Linked DNA regions of Homo sapiens: region 2 is linked to region 1. A link is a loop called in an ENCODE intact Hi-C map of the cell type or tissue named here. Cell type or tissue: K562. All regions are shown on one strand. Each heading gives the region's core, and the rest is flanking DNA. Links, peaks and the distances in the headings are about the cores only. Region 1 has its middle 42 kb from the start of ETS1. Region 2 has its middle 64 kb from the start of LINC02725.

Evidence for each region. Hi-C counts contacts between places; a loop is a spot of excess contacts. Peaks named below come from ENCODE experiments on the same cell type or tissue, not always from the same donor. Only the 100,000 strongest peaks of a DNase experiment are listed, where the experiment ranks them.
Region 2: a loop joins it to region 1, with 30 times the contacts of the local background. A loop is called at or near these places in 34 of 110 quality-filtered maps.

Annotation. Positions count from the first base shown.
Region 1 is chr11:128,625,495-128,633,828 of GRCh38, forward strand. No RefSeq gene overlaps it. Among named protein-coding and RNA genes, the nearest start is that of ETS1, 42 kb to the left of the region's middle. RefSeq lists an enhancer at 2,780-2,989. In K562, for the core only: CTCF peaks have their summits at 5,061 (motif pointing left) and 6,827; a DNase peak (open chromatin) is centred at 5,077.
Region 2 is chr11:128,027,499-128,035,832 of GRCh38, forward strand. No RefSeq gene overlaps it. Among named protein-coding and RNA genes, the nearest start is that of LINC02725, 64 kb to the right of the region's middle. In K562, for the core only: a CTCF peak has its summit at 4,220 (motif pointing right); a DNase peak (open chromatin) is centred at 4,223.

The DNA.
Region 1 (8,334 bases), core at 132-8,131:
TGCCTCAGCCCAGAGAATGCTGCCTGGCAGTCACGTTCCTCCCCCACCAACTTCTCTTTTCCTCGGACGCTCTGTTTACAAGCTTTCCCCAACCTACACTCAGTGTGACCTGGTCTCCACGCGGTTTCTGACATTCCCACACCTAAGTCCACCAGACCCACTTGCTCTTGCACCCCATTTAGAGATATGAAACCCTTGGTTTTTACCTAGCAATCAATCTAACTGCAGCTGACTTTCTCCAGGGGTGAATCTCTCTGACTAGGAAAGCACTATAAATTTGAGGGTGGGATAGGAATAAGACTGGAGAAGGGTGGAAAAGACCCAGTCATCTTACTTTTTTGTTCTGTCTAACAATTGCAGGTGCTTTCATACAAACCTGTTGCCCTTAGCAACCATCCCAAGGACTGTAAGTTAAGGTTTCCATTTCCATCCCACAAACAGAGCATGAAGGCACAGAAAGGTCAACCCTCACAGTATGCTGCTGGGGCACAGTCCTTCTGGCCCGGCTCCCACACACAGACTCCCTGTGCAGTTCTGTGGGGTAGTCCAACCCAGCACAGGATCTGGGATCAGAGAGACCTGAGTCTAAATTATGCCACTGCTAACCTTGAAAAATGTATTTAAACTCGCTAAGCCTTGGTTTTTCTCATGTGAAAATTAAAAAAACGAAACATCTAGCTCACAGAGTGTGTGTGTTATTTAAATGAGATAGCAGCAGACACAAAATGCCTGGTCTGCATCTAGGCATTGCAGATATTTGATAGGGCAAAAGTCAGCATGTAAAACTGTTTTTTTTTTTCTAGAATGCCAGGCACAATACCAGGTTCAGCAAAGCTTGCAAAAATAATACTAGCCACCAAAACGAATGAGAAAAGGGAGGACAAAAAAGGAGAAGAAAAAGAATTAAGGTAATTAGTCTATTTGCACTAAAATAATAATTGTAACAGTAAGTAAGCTAGCTGCTATTTGGATGGCTGGAAAGTTGTTAACCACAACATAATGCAGTGATTGCTAATATATATATTACACAGAGGAAGGATGGAGGGACGCTTTCTGTATAGGAAGGCCTCACACAGTACCATCTGAAATGGGTCTTTATGGATAAGTTGGACTCTGACAAGGAAGGAAGAGAAATGTTAGGCAGAAGGACTCACACATCATAAGCCAACACCCTGCGTTTGGAGGGGGGCTGAAGCAGGGGCCGCCTAGGGAAGTGTGCGGGAAAGAGACTGGGAAGGTAAGAGGGGCCATACCATGAAGGGCTCGGTTTGCCTGACTGAGAAATGAGACTTTATCTCTGAGGCCTCAGAGGTTCCCAGTAGCAGGAGGTGGGGAGACATGACCATATTTGCTTTGGAAAGAACTATGGTGGCTGGGTAGGGGACACAGAGGAGGGGAAGTTGGAGCAAGGAGACGATTAGCAGTCACTCCAAATAGGAAAGTCACACATGGATAAATGGCACCATATGGCAAAAACAGTGAAATCTTCAACGTCAAAGGTGAGCCCCAGAATCACTAAAAACTAAATCCTAGGTTGGGTTCCCTGGCCTAGGCGATTCCTCCGCCTCTGTGCAAGAGTCACCATGAACCCTATCTCTGCCTTCCAGCTGCCGTCCAATCCAAGATAAAGGTGAGTAATCCAAAGGAAAGAGCCCCGAAAACCAAAGGGAATATTTATTTTAAGTAGTTTGACGTCTGTAGGAAGGGGGAAAAAAATCTACCAAGGCCTGAATGGGGAGCCATGACATTCACAGAGCCTAGCCATTGTGTAAAGAGAAAAGTTCCTCAAGATTATGTTTGTCCAAGAAATCAGACAGTTTACGGTCCCCAAGTCAAAACACTCAAGGATTGGAAGCCAGAGTTTCCTGGGCTGAACCCAGTTACTAACTAAAGTGAAAAGGAAAGAGTAATGAGATGCCATGAATTGTTGTTAAGCGGGTGGAGTTGGTTGCCAAGGCTTGAATCCAGCAGATGCAACAGCAGAAACTGGGGCTTGCCAGGCCCCCCGCCCCCGCCCGCTGCCCCACCGCCCACCCTGACCTGGCGCTGCTGGGGTCACTGTGACTGGACCTACTCACAGCTGCAAACACCCTCCCGCCATGGGACACGGGGGAGCTTGAGCCTGGCTGAGTCATGTAAGCCAGCCAGATCAGTGCCAGGCTCGCCCCAGAAATCAAAAGAGACCCCTCTCTTCTTGCTACTTGGGTGACAGTCTATACTGGTGTCCTGCAACAAATGACCACCAGAAGGAGCATGCCAGCCCTCCTTTGTCCTTATTGGAGGTGTTGTGAGAGGTGGGGGAGATTTTATCACCTATAGGAGAAGAGGATAAACCCAGGAAAACCGTTCATGTAAGGACAGTAGGGAGGAAAAGGGGAGGAGAGAGAAAGAATGACAGGGAGGCTGCCACGCCCTTCCAGAGCCTGCTCTCCTCCTTCCTCACCTAGCTCCTTCCACATCTACCCTAAATGAGCTCAGGAGCTGAACTTGGTTGCCCACAGAGTTCTTATCAGGACCACCCTGGCTGAAACACTGAGGGAAGAAATAGGGACAGCGATGAAGAAAGAGTGCTGCTTGACATTGCCATGTCCCATCTGTGCGTCAAGTCACTGAATGTGACCTGTTTGCAGTAAGTTAGAATCCAGCTGCCGCCTGAGAAAGAAATACACCAGGCCCCTCTGGGCAGGTTGTGTGTGTCTGGGGTTGCCCAGTGACCCTGGAGATTGCTCAGATGTCTCCCACGTGATCACACCCCGGTGGCCTTCAGAGAGGTATACACTCTGAATTAGGGCCACTGATGGAGTGGCAAGGTGTTTGGGGCTTGAAGATTTGCCAAAGTGTAAGTCTTAAAGATTGTATTTGTGGAGAGATCCTGAAATGTCTCCACATTTGGGAGATATTTGTGTTTGAGGGTTACAGAGCAAAGATTCTCTTATCAGCACAGCACGGGGTACAAGAATGGCAAGTTTAGCTCAGCAGTCAAAGTCATGAGAAATTCAGAGGGAGGTGTGAAATTTCTTCTTAAAACTGAAAAGCAAAAACATTTCACAAACAAACGAAAAAGGAAAAACCACAGCTAAAATCCGTAAACTATTAACTATATCTGTTTATTAACAACAACAAAAAAAAAAGCAGATGGAGAGCTTTTTCGTTAATAAGCTAAAAAGTTCGTGTTTTTGTTTTCTGTAAGCCTGTTTTAAAGAAAGCTCCATTTCTCATGACTGACCTTCTGAGAATAGAATGAGGTGTTTTCTGCAGTGGAGTCTGATTCTTTCATCACTACCGAAGAGCACTGAGTGATCACCCACACTGCATGGCAGAAAACAGAATGTACTGTTATACCGCATTGATGCCATCAAAGTGTTTGTGGAGTGTAAAATTAATATTCGGCTTATGAGGGTAGGCCGGGGGAGAGGGTGGGTGTTGTTTTGCATCCCACATCAGGACACCCTGTATTTAAACACACTTTGTGTCATCGAGGGTGCTTTCAGAACCCATGCACCCAGAACCAAGTTCGGCCGTCAGCCACATGGAAAGGCAGCACCCCATCCCTTCCCCTTAGCACTTCCTGACCCTTCTCCTTTTGCTTCCTACTCCTAGTTTTCCCCCTTCCGCAAAGAAAAGAGTTCTAAACCAGATCACAGTAAGACCTTAGGGATGAAAGTAGCCATCCCCTTCTGAAGGTGTTTGCATTCTACAGAATGGAAGGATTCTGGCCAGGGCTGCAGCAGGTAGTGGTGAGCATGAAGCCAGGAAGGCTAAGATCAAAATCGGGGACCCTGCGGGAGATTGGAGGGGACTTCTGAGTGTACCTCACATTCCATCAGATAGGCCCTAATCATTTTGCCAAAGGGAGGGATTTGAGGGGATCATAGCAAAGGTTCTCTTATCAGGACAGCCCCAGGAAGCCCTGCAAAGGTGAGGAGAGACAGCCAATGAAGGATGAAGCTGTGTGAATTTTAGCTTCAGCCTCAGGTTCTGCTCAGCAAAAGTGGAAGATCTGGTCATTTATAGACTCCTGGACTTAAATCAAAAGAGCCAGAACCTCGACATAGCGACTCCAGGAGCTAGGTGACACTGAAGTCACCTTACCCCTCCATATCCTGTAAAACAGGGATGATCACAAGAGAAAGTTGTGGAGCTGAAATGGGCTGATGCACTCGAAGGCTTTTTCACTCAGAGACGGTCAGAAGACATTTGCCAGATGATTTCCAGATGTGTCAGAATGGGGAGCACTCTCTTTTGAGCAGGATAGCTCTCTCCCACACTTAATGTATGCCTGAGAGGAGAGAGAGAGACAAAGAATGATCAGACTGTACACCATTTGTGGACAAAGGGTCATCATAGGGCTTTGACAATTCTCCAAGAGCACTGGTTCCACATAGAAGCTGGCTTCACAGGCTGGCATTGGGATTAGGCCAGAGGTCAGATAGTAGGTGTGGCAAGGCCCCAGGTGGGCTAAGGCTGGCCATGGAGACAGGTGGGCTTTCCTGTTGAATGCTTCCAGGGAAGTCATGCCGTCTGGAACCTCAGATTTGGCAAATCAGCAAAGGAAAATTGGTCGCAATTATTTTCCAGGGCTTCCATGCTCTCTGATGTGTTAGATCCTTGTTAGCATTAACCAGAGTTAAACATTTGTTTTATTCTGTGGATGGAGAGACAGGTTTTAGAACACCTTCCCTGACAAGGTTAAGGTTGCAGGTTCTGAAAATTATCTCCGGTCTCCAAAGTTTTTGTATTTCAGTGTCTTTGGTGCTTTTTTGTTTTGTTCTATTTTGAAGTAACTTTATAGTTTTTGTTTGTTGTTTTTTTTTTTTAAGTACAGATATGTTGAGCACAGAAAAAAAAAAAAAAAAAAACATTGCAATAACCTTGACTTCTGAAAAGTCCTCTCATTCTTCCAGGGGAGGAATTTTGTTTTTCAGGAACTGTTTTTTCATAAAGACAAAAGTCTTAGCAGTTTGGATTTCGGCCTTTGAGTTTTTCTTTTCATCATGTGTAATTTCAAATTGTACTGAGGTCCTTCCTCCTGGAACCTAGCGAATACAGCTCAATGGCGCCCCCTGAAGGCCAACGTAGAGGGGTACAGTAAAAGAGGATAAAATGAGGAACCTCCAGCCCTCCGTATCCGACCAGCCAAGACAAACCACCATCTAGGCCCAAAGGCAGGTTAGCGTGTGGCAAAACCCAATAGCTGCATTCAAAACCCAGTTCTGACAACAACAAGCTATTTCTGCATGTTCCCACATAGTTGAGAAGAGATTGAGCTTTGGCATAAAACAGGTCAAAGGCCTTGGATTGAATTCCAGCACAGACAAGTTACTTAATCTCTCTAACTCACTTTCTCTTTCTGTATAATGTAGAATACAAAGTGATTTTTTTAATTGCTTACTATGTGCAGGCTTTGTCCTAAGTGTTTAGCATGTGTTAGCTCATTTAGTTCTTGCTAAAACCCTCTAGTTTGTGTGCTATTAGTACCCACTTTGTACAAATAAGAAAACTAGGGCCTGGAGTGAGTCAGAAGCCTTCACAGCTGCTAACTGAAAAAAACAGGGCTGAACGCATGTGGTGCAGTCCGGAGCCTGGACTCACCGCCACATGTCACACTGATGCCCATACTTACCAGGTGGGACCACCGTGAGGACTAGAAAGAGAAATGTCAACCACATAGCCCTGGACTGGCACAGAATAAATGCCCAACAAATAATAGCCATAATTATTCCCATTCTTGGTCGACCACCTTAATAAAAGCTACCATAGAGGCAGGGAATCAGTAAGAAGAGATGACTAAGAGGATGCTTACTGCATGTAGGAAAATCAGTTAATGCTCGTGTGACTGGCTTATTTCCCTTTGCATACTGTCCTTCAGGTCCATCCATGTTGTCACATATGGCACGATTTTCATTTTTTTTTAAGGCCGAGTAATATTCCACTGTCTGTATCTACCCATTTTCTTTATTCGCCCATTGATGAACATTTAGGTTGTTTCCACATCTTAGCTCATCTTGACAGTGCTACAATGAACATGAGCATGTTAATATTTCTCCAAGATCATGATTTCAATTCTTTTGGATAAATACCTAAAAGTGGAATGGCTGGATCCTATATTAGTTCTGTTTTCCTCTTTTTGAGGAACCTCCCTACTGTTTTCCATAGCGGCTATACCATTTTACATTCCCACCATCTGCGCCAGAGTTCGAATTTCTCCACATCCTCACCAACACTTTTTATCTTTTGTTCTTTTGATAACAGCCATCCTCACTATTGTAAGGTGATATCTCATTATGGGGAAAAATTATATGAAAAGGAAGCATCAAATTAATAGGCAAGAAAACCAGTACATAGTATTTGGACAGTTGGCATATTACTTAAAAATTATGTATGAATCCAAAAAATTAATTAACTCTTACTATATTAGTATTCTGATTGTTGACATTAACCTGTAACAATAGGAGAAAAAGTTAGTTCAGGAATCACTTCCCAATTACATCTGTTACAAATGCAAGGAGAAACAAATACAAGGAGAAACTCCTTTGCATACAATATTTTAAAGAAAAGGACAGGTGAGTTTTGGGATGCGAGGAGAGGGGCAAGAAACTGTCTTCTGTGTGGAGAGGGATCTTGAAACATATCTTCCAATGGGAGGCCAAATGCAGGGGGGCATTGCTTTCAAGAAACTAAAGGTCCTGAGTGCCTCCCAGGATAGCAGTTAATGAGCATGAGCTGGGTTTTCAAGAAGTCTGAATCTATTCAACTACAAAGTAGCTTCCTTCAACTGTAGCAGCCTTGAGAACTTGTGTTCTGCACCTACAGAGACCCCTTCTGCCCAAATACTGGTGGTGCAATGCAGCCAACCGCTGCATCTCCCAAAAGATGCCGGGAAAGAGGCAGACACCCAAACCCACCCTGGGCCTGGGCAGACCCCTCTAGCCTCTGACAAGTCCAGGCACTGCTCAGACCTTCACATGCACACCTAGGGCCCCTTCATTATTCAGCAAGCTCTTCCCAGGCTCCCATCTGGCATCAGGCATGGTGCTGGGAGCTGCTGGGCACACGGATGAGCAGGTGGTGACCCTTTTCCATCAGCTACCCAGAGCCAGCTGCAGAACAGCGCCGAGAGCACATGCCTATAATGTGGGGCAGAGGGTCACACCGAGGACTCTCCCAGAGGGGAGTTATTTGAGCTGCTCTGGAGCAATGCAGACAAGAGGGTACAGAGCACAGAGGCCTGGGGTGGGGACTCCCAGGGACCAGGAGAGGCATGAGGTGGGAAGTGGGGAGCCAGGCTAGAAAGGGCCTTGTGAGTCCTCTGGGGGAGTTGCAGCTTGTCCTATTAGCCATGTGCAGGCTCTTTGGTTTTCAGAGAATGAGGATCATTCACAAGGGTGACTGGAGCTCCTGCGGGATGTGCACACCTGGCCTGAGGTTGAGATGACACAGAAAGAGTCACAGGGCCGGGGTCTCCCGCAGAGCTAGTCTTCTGTTTGAGTGTCATTTATCACCTCTTTCCAGAGGACAAGATGATGGCTTTATGACCAAAGGGGCTGGCTATGGAGGCCTCTCTTAATTTCTAATTGAGAGCCCATAATCACCACAAAGAAAAGCCTCTACCACCCAGGACTTCCGGGGAGACTAGAATCCGACTCAGAGGTGTTTTGTAACAAAACAGGGGTGGAGAAGATTAAAAAAAATCAAAAAAACAAGAAGGTTAGGAAAAAAGGCATTACTAAATTCTCCTTCATAGTACATAAGGTTTTTAAGGTAGGTAAATCACATCAGCCCAGCCACACTCAGTGACCTTTGTGATGGAAGAGGTGACCACTGGGCCAGTAAAGAAGTCACAAGGGTCCCAGGCCTGACCTTTAGCATTTCTGTGATTTTTAAATATCCATAAAACAAAGGTCTGTATGAGACCCAATGGAATCAGAAGCCCAAGTCCCAGCTCAAGTGGGGCCTGGCCACAGCAGGCTCTGGCAAGTCTCTGGCCCTGCAATAAGCCCTGGGGGCTTCCCCGGGCTCTGGGCCTTGCCTCCTATGCTCTGGGCAGCCTGGGTCCACGGGAGAGGAGTGAAAGTCTATTTGGCAAAAAGAACCAAACAGAGGGTTGCTCTGCTTGTCGAGAAAGCAGCACCATTGTCCTGAAAACCTCTACCTCCAGATCCCCGGGGATAACCTGAAGCCTGGAACATCACTGATGTCAGCCTCGTGAACACCCTGTCTTCTCCCACAAGCTCAGTGAAGGAAAGTAGATGGCCTCAAAAGCTCCTGTTACCATGCAGGTGCTCCAAGTCAGGTCACAGGCCGCCTCCCCGGGTCCCCATCCCTGGCTTCGTC
Region 2 (8,334 bases), core at 186-8,185, 600 kb before region 1:
CTGACACATAGTAAAGTTACTAAAATATCACTGCATGTTGGATAAAGATACAGCTTTTGTTTAAAGGTAAAGAATGAATTGTAAGGGCTTTTGACCATTGATATGGAGGTACCATCGGTATTCAGATGGCCAGGAAAGACAGGTAAAGTTATTTCACCAACCCATTGGAGGGCAAAACTAAAACATCAGCTGAGGCTCGCTGAGAATTGCTGACTTGAAACGAGATAGGAGAGCTCATACAAGTCTAAATTCCCAAACCCTGTAAAAAGTAATAACCTTTTCTGAGAACTTGGCATTTTCAGGGCTGCGTTTGCCTGTTTTGCATTGCTATAAAGGAATACCTTACACTGGGTAATTTATAAATAAAAGAGGTTTATTTGGCTCATGGTTCTGCAGGCTGCATAAGCGTGGCATCAGTATCTGCTCAGCTTCCGGGGAGTTCTCAGGAAGCTTCCAGTCAAGGCAGAAGGCAAAGGAGGAGCAGGCACATGACACAGTGAGAGCTGAAGCAGGAAAGAGGAAGAAAGAGGAAGGAGGGAGGCCCCAGACTCTTTTAAACAACCAGATCTCACATGAACCAACAGAGTGAGAACTCACATTGCTGCAAGGACAGCAGGAAGCCATCATGAGGGATCCGCCCCAGGACCCAGACACTAAAGAAAAGTGTCATCAGGCTCCACTTCCAAATCTGGGGATCACATTTCAACATGAGATTTGGAGGAGACAAACATCCAAACTATATCGGGATCATTTTAAATGTATATATACTTCCCTTATTCATGAACTGACTCTAGAATTTAATGCTCTTGTAAACAGTATTTCTTCTATAAAACAGTACTTGTCATGATAAATGTAAATAATTGATTTATTAATATTAAATAAATATAAAGCACTTAAAATGATGCCAAGCACATGGTCATTGCTATAAGAAATTTAGTAATGATTATTGTTATCCCCATTTTACAAATTGAAGCATATAGATGCTGAATAATACAATCCATCCCAGTTATCTGTCTTAAAACTCTGGGATCTTATCCACTTTGCTCCATTTCAAAAGATACAGTAAATAAAAGTAGAGCGCCTGGTTGAAGTTGGCTGATCACTGGCCCCTCAACTGCCCCCTGATTCTGCAACTCCTGAGTGAACTCTGTGGCCCAATAGTATTCTATGGAGCACAGTTTGAAAATCCATAGAGCTTGATGATCCTTCTAGTTCCAAAATCCTATGATCACCAGTAAGATCTGGGCAAATCCAGTCCTATCCCCTACCCAGGTGGCTATTGGCAAGATGGCTGCTCTGACATAGGTATTCAGGTAGCCACCTTAAAATAAAATTTCTTTCTGTAAGCTACACAGGTTTAATCTATATCCTTAGAACAGATAAAGATAGCAATTGGTATTCCAAGCTGTCATCCCATCTAGACCAGGATCCGCTCTTTAGCCGCAGAAGCCAAAGAAATGTGGCAAATGTTCCATCACCCTCATCTCTACTGGGTCTTCCCTGGAAATTTCTGAGAAAGAAAGATGTGGTTAAAGAGGCTCAGCTGTGTAGATATCAGGGGCAAAGAAGAAAATGATGCAGTTTATCAATGCTTGTTAGACTTGGCCCTTGGAAAAGTATAGAACCTCCCAGTAGTTGGGAAGAAGTCCTTGCCATCTGCTCCCTTACATAGTTCTTTTACATTTTTTTCCTGTCAGCCAAAAGTTCCTTGACTTTAGCTCTCCAAGAAGGACTTAACCCTGTACCCAAAAGCCACTGTAGGAATTACCACTCTATTTGCCCATCTGGCAGCCCCTGAACCAAATCTGTTGACAGCTGGGACTATTGACTCATTATTTTGTAACTTTTATCACTGACCAATGGACACATGATCCTGCCATGTTGATAAAGGGAATGGGACAGGAGATTTCTCTAGGGGGGGGGCCACAGGGGGACACTCCTGGTTTGTCCCTGTGGCAGCATCCTGATGTTTAGAAGAATTATAGAAAGTTAATTTAGGAGGACTGACATGCCATTTTAATGCAGGCAAACTAATCTGTAAAAAGTCACCCACCCACATGTTAAGTACCTGAACTCCTGGCTGGATCTGGGTCTGGAGTTACACAAGACCACGTGGCCACAAAGAAGGAGCCCAAAGCCAAGTGGCATGAAGCCAAGGGAGAGTGAAAGGGCATCTGGGGGAAGGATGGAAGCAACTGAGCTGTCCCATTAACAATGCTATCCACGGGGCCTGGAAAGAGAAGTAAAAAAATTAGAAGTACAAGGTGCAGGATGGAAATCTCCAAACAGGTCTTGGAACAAAGGGGAGGAGGCAAGTCCTGGAAGGAGACCCTGAGCTGCTTAAGGGAACCTCAGGGGCCTTCTATAGAGAGGCTGCACCTCGCCTGAGGAGGGTGGCAGCAGCAGTTCAAGGTCACTGAGCTGGCGGAGACATGATGGGCCCAACAGAAAGGGAGATGGCCTGAGGAGAGGGGTGATTTGCTCAGAGCCTTCTTTGCAATGCATTCCTCCTGGTTTTTATTTCAGCATGAAAGCTTCCAGGGAAGCTGGGATGAAAACGTGCAATGGGTTTGCTACACACAGCTATTTGTATCTGTTCTGAGCATCAGGGAGTGGATAAAGAAGAAAGAATGAATACAAAGGGGTACCAAGGAAGAAATGGGGCCAGGGTCAAGCTATAATTTTCTGGCCTGAGTAGAATATCTGTGGCCTGGGGGTTCCAGAAAATGATTCACAAAACTAACACACTTTGACCATGCAGGTTATTGTCAACTCTTATTTAAGGCAAAATGTGGTTTCTTTTCCTCTAATGGTTTCTATCTCTTGAATTTTTATTCTCTTTCAAATCTAGTTGATATTCTTGAGAGAAATATTCTTGATATAAAACTATTTAAAGCAGTTATAGAAGGAAAAGGTTGGGGAAAGGTTGTCCTTCCGAATTGGGACAGCCTCTTACAACCTGGGCCCTCTGCAGGACACAGTGGTGGAGCTGCGAGCTTCACCAGGTGCTGACTTGGTCCTCGCCCAGTGCTATGACTTGTCGGCTCGGTTTCAGTTAGGAATGCTCCCAATGAATGTTTCAAAGACCCTGACTACAGTGGCTTAAGCAAATGGAAAAAAACGCCTTTCTTCTATAATGTGCACTCCCAGGTGAATGGGTGGATGTTCACAGGCTCAACTACATCAGCACCCAAGTCTTTCAAGTCTCTCTGTTTTGTTTTCCCCATTTTATGCTTTGAGCCACATGCCCTTACTCCAGGAGAAAGAGGGCAAGAGAAAAGGGCAGCTCCTAATATCCGGATATTAAAGGCTTTCTTAGAACCCCACAGCAGGCATCTGCTTACATCTCACTGGCCAGACTATGCCACATGCCTGAAGAGGGCAGAGGAACTGCGTGTGACTTGAGCCACTCAATGAAGTCAGCCTCAGAGCACAATAAATACCTGGGGAGAGTCAGGAAGAGAAAGAGCAAAAAAGGGAATCAGGAGAGGGAGGAGAAGAGGAGGAAAGGAAGAGAGAGAGAGAGAGGAAGGAAGGAAGGAAGGAAGGAAGGAAGGAAGGCAGGCAGGAAGGCAGGCAGGCAGGCAGGCAGGCAGGCAGGCAGGAAGGGAAGGAGGGAGGGAAGGAGGGAGGGAGGGAGGGGGAGGAGAAGAAGGAGGAGGAGGAGGAGAAGGAAGGAAGGAATGAGTTCAGTGTTTGAGGGCAGGAAGCATCCAGCACGGGAGAAAGGGAGGGAGGAGAAAGAAAGGTGGTGTCGGGGCAGGAAAGAAGGGAAGGGAAGGAGTCTGGGCTTTAATTAAAAAGAAATGAATTGAAGTTTCAGACCTATTGTTAACTAACCGTGGGGACTTGAGAAAGTTAAAGTCTTTGAGCCACATTCTTTTTCATTTATAAAGTGGAGATACTTATATTTAATCCACAGGTATTTTATGCAGATTAAATATTTAGAGTATGTAAACAAACGTTGTAAACTGTCCTGTAGGGCTAAGCATTTTAACAAAAACATTGATCCAATATGAAAGCGTGATTGGTGACAGTCACTTGGCACTTCAGGTTAATTTCCAGGAGAAATTTCAGTGTGGTTTGGGCTTGAAAAACCTCTGCCCCAAGATGTGACATACAAGTGAAATATACACTATACCCCTCTATGATAATTTCAGGTATTGATTTTACACAGGCAGAACTGAATTGCAGACATCTTAATGAGGATCATGGTGCAGAAGGGGCACTAGATGGCAGCAAAGTTCTATGTTGGGATTTCCCAGGGGTGCTAATCAAAGTATAGCAACTAAGTACTTTATAAAATAGGAGGACGGACGTGGTGGCTCACGCCTGTATTCCCAGCACTTTGAGAGGCCGAGGCGGGCAGATTTCGAGGTCAGGAGTTCAAGACAAGCCTGGCCAACATAGTGAAACGCCGTCTCTCCTAAAAATACAAAAATTAGCTGGGCATGGCAGCATGCGCCTGTAGTTCCAGCTATTTGGGAGGCTGAGGCAGGAGAATCGCTTGAACCCGAGAGGTGGAGGTTGCAGTGAGCTGAGATCGCACCACTGCACTCCAGCCTGGGCAACAGAGCAAGACTCCGTCTCTAAAATAAGTAAATAAAAATAAAATAAAATAGGTATGCCGCATCTATGTTATGCTTATTTCTCTTTGCAGACATCTCACACTCTTGTGTTTGTCTTCTCTGGAGGTGAAAGTCAGCCATCTCAGTAGAAACTTATATTTGAGGCTTAATTAGGGAAAATTAGGAGCTTAGGCATAAAACCTTAGCCAGTTACTGATACGTGGCAGTTTCATTACCTGGAAAATGGGAATCATAACAGTATTAATATCTATGTCTTGGAGACTTGTGACATTTAAATAAAATCATGTCTGTAAAGAACTTTGCGCAGTTTTGGGGGTAAAGCAGACAGGATGTTGGTAATTTCTGCTCACCTTTCTCTTCTTTGGGTCCTTTTGTTAAGAGAACACTGATGAGGCTTCTCTTCTAGGGACCTGGGTGTTGCGCATGGGTGAGGAAGAGACACTGGATGGCTCAGTGTGATTATGGCCTAGAGAAAGTGTGGAGGAGGATCATGAGCTGGAAAGTGCTGGAAGATGAGAGGTCTAGGGCCCCAAGGTGAGAGGCCAGCACCTAAGGACAGACCGAGAGAGAGAACCATCCCCATTCACTCAGATGGCTGGGAAAATTGAAGAACAAGGGTATCTTATAATTAATTTTCAGTTGTTTATTGTACTATTATATCACACTCTTCCTATCTCTGAAACTTAAACAGAGGTGTCTTGCACACCCACCAGCATCGCTAGTGCTTTTCATCCCACACTGCATGGGGCACAGAGAGGTGACGGCCATACGCATCAACGAGGGAGAGTTAATAGTAGAGGCAGGCAGTAGAGCAGATGGACTTTTCCAGGGGTCTGCAGAAATTCCAGGACTTAATATGGGGCTCATATAATCTTTACCTAATATGTTGTGGTGCATTTAAAATACATTAAACAGGCCAGGCATGGTGGCTCACACCTGTAATCCCAGCACTTCGGGAGGCCAAGGTGGTTGGATCTCTTGGGGCCAGGAGTTCGAGACCAGCCTGGCCAACATGGTGAAACCCCATCTCTACTGAAAATACAAATATTAGCCAGGCGTGGTGGCTCACACCTGTAATCCCAGCACTTTGGGAGGCCAAGGTGGTTGGATCTCTTGGGGCCAGGAGTTCGAGACCAGCCTGGCCAACATGGTGAAACCCCATCTCTACTGAAAATACAAAAATTAGCCAGGTGTGGTGGCTCATACCTGTAATCCCAGCTACTCGAGAGGCTGAGGCAAGAGAATCACTTGAACCCAGGAGGCGGAGGTTGCAGTGAGCTGAGATCACGCCATTGCCCTCCAGCCTGGGCAACAGAGATAGGCTCTGTCTCAAAAAAATAATAAAAAAAATAAAAATAAGTAAACATATTTGGAAATGATTTCAAGCTTACTGAAAATTGAAGAATAAGATTAGTGCAGCTGTAATCCCAGCACTTTGGGACGCCAAGGCAGGCAGATCACCTGAGGTCAGGGCGGGGCTAGCCTGGCCAACATGGCAAAACCCTGTCTCTACTAAAAATACGAAAATTAGCCAGGCGAGGTGGAGCATGCCTGTAATTCCAGCTACTCAGGAGGCTGAGGCAGGAGAATCACTTTAACCCAGGAGGCGGAGGTTGCAGTGAGCCGAGATCACACCACTGCACTCAAGCCTAGGCGACAGAGTAAGACTGTGTCTCAAATAAATAAATAAATAAATAAATAAAATAGTGCAGAAAGACTTATATACCTTTTGCTCAGACTCCTGTCTTGTTAGAGTTGACCCATTTTGCTGTCATCTGCTCTATATGACTAAACACTTTCCATAGGTTTTTGCATTAAACATTTGAGAGCAAATTATATACATCCTGAATCTTTACTTTTAAATACTTATGCGTGCATTTCCTATGAATAGTAATATTCATTTAGCAGTAACAGTATATTTATCAACATTGGTAAATTTAACATTGATGCAGTAACTTTAGTCTGCCATCCACATTCCAAGTCTGACACGTGGCTCACTGATGTCCTGAATAACCCTTTTTCTTTTCTAGAAGAGAATCTGGGCTAGGCTCAGTTATTTATTTGCTATTTATATCCTTTTATCCTTATTTTTTCTAGAACACCTCTACATCGTTCTTTGTTTTTTAATGCCATTGAATAACAACTTGAATAATACTTTTTAAAAGGATTTGAATAATACTGCTCACCTTGTTTAAAAAAGTATAATGTTCCCCATTTTGAGTTTATCTGACACTTTCTTGTAAACATGTTCAGATTGTGCATTTTCACCCCACATACCTCATAGACGATATTGAGTACTTTTCAAAGTACCTGGAGACATATTAGATCAACTGTCCCTCACTGATGATATTAATTTTGATCACCTGCCTGAGGTGCTTGATTTCACCACTGTGGAATCACTGCTTTTTTCCCCTCTTGCAACAATAAGCAATCTGTAAGGAGATATTTAAAATCACGAGGATGTCTTGCTCTTCTTTAAAACATCCCCCAAATCTAGCACCCATTGTCTGTTCATTTCTGACCCAGTCTTTATCATAAAGTTTGCACATAATGGTTTTCTGTCCTCAGCTTTCCCTCCATATTTACTAGGCAGCACCCAGCATTCTACTGCAATCAAGAGTCCTCCTGCTACCCTTTATTTATCTATTTATTAGCTGTATGGACTTAGACATTCCTAGGTTTTCAAAGGTTTATCGTTAACTACTGAATTTAATAATTATGATGCTCAAAATGTCTCAGATTTGGCCAATGGGATTCCTTCTGGGCTGGCTCTTGTGTCTCTGCGACATGCCCCCATTATGTTTTTAAGCACTTCCTTAACTTCCGGCACAACACGATATTCCTGGCACATCTTGTTCCTACTTTCTCTGCCATCACCCCGAGGATTCTTGTTTCCTTTTCATACAGAGACAGATTTGAACACTAAGCACCCTCATTGCTCCTAGGCTGTCTCTCCTTCTCGGCCCTCTCAATGGACAGTGTTGGGAATAATTGCATATGCACCTGCACATGCAGGGACAGTGCTACAGAAGTGTCTACACACATACACGCCATGTGCATTCCTACACACACACTTCTGTATGCACACGGGAGCAGGCACACATACATACACAGGGTTTAGACAGCATGGTTGACCACTTGTGATGGTGAATATTGAATGTCAACTTGATTGGATTGAAGGGTGCAAAGTACTGTTTCTAGGTGTGTCTGTGAGGGTGCTGCCACAGGAGATGAGCATTTGAGTCAGTGCACTGGGAGAGGCAGACCCACTGTCAATCTTGGTGGGCACCATCTAATCAGCTGCCAGCACAGCTAGTATAAAGCAGGCAGAAGAATGTGAAAAAATTAGACTGGCTTAGCCTCCCAGCCTACATCTTTCTCCCGTGCTGGATGCTTCCTGCCCTCAAACATCGAACTCCAAGTTCAGCTTTGAGACTCTGACTGGTGTCCTTGCTCCACAGCTTGCAGACAGCCTACTGTGGGACCTCACCTTGTGATCGTGTGAGTTAATACTCCTTAATGAACTCCCCTTTATGTATACATCTATCCTGTAAATTCTGTCCCTCTAGAGAACCCTGACTAATATACCACTCATACCTCTAATTTCCATTCATCTCTATATGATCTTTTTCTTCTCCTTGGGATAGAAGTGCACTACACTTTAATTTAAACCTTAAAACAAAGATTGCCCCCCCACCCGCCTGCCACCACCACACAATAAAACCAGAGGATGTGTGGCCGATTT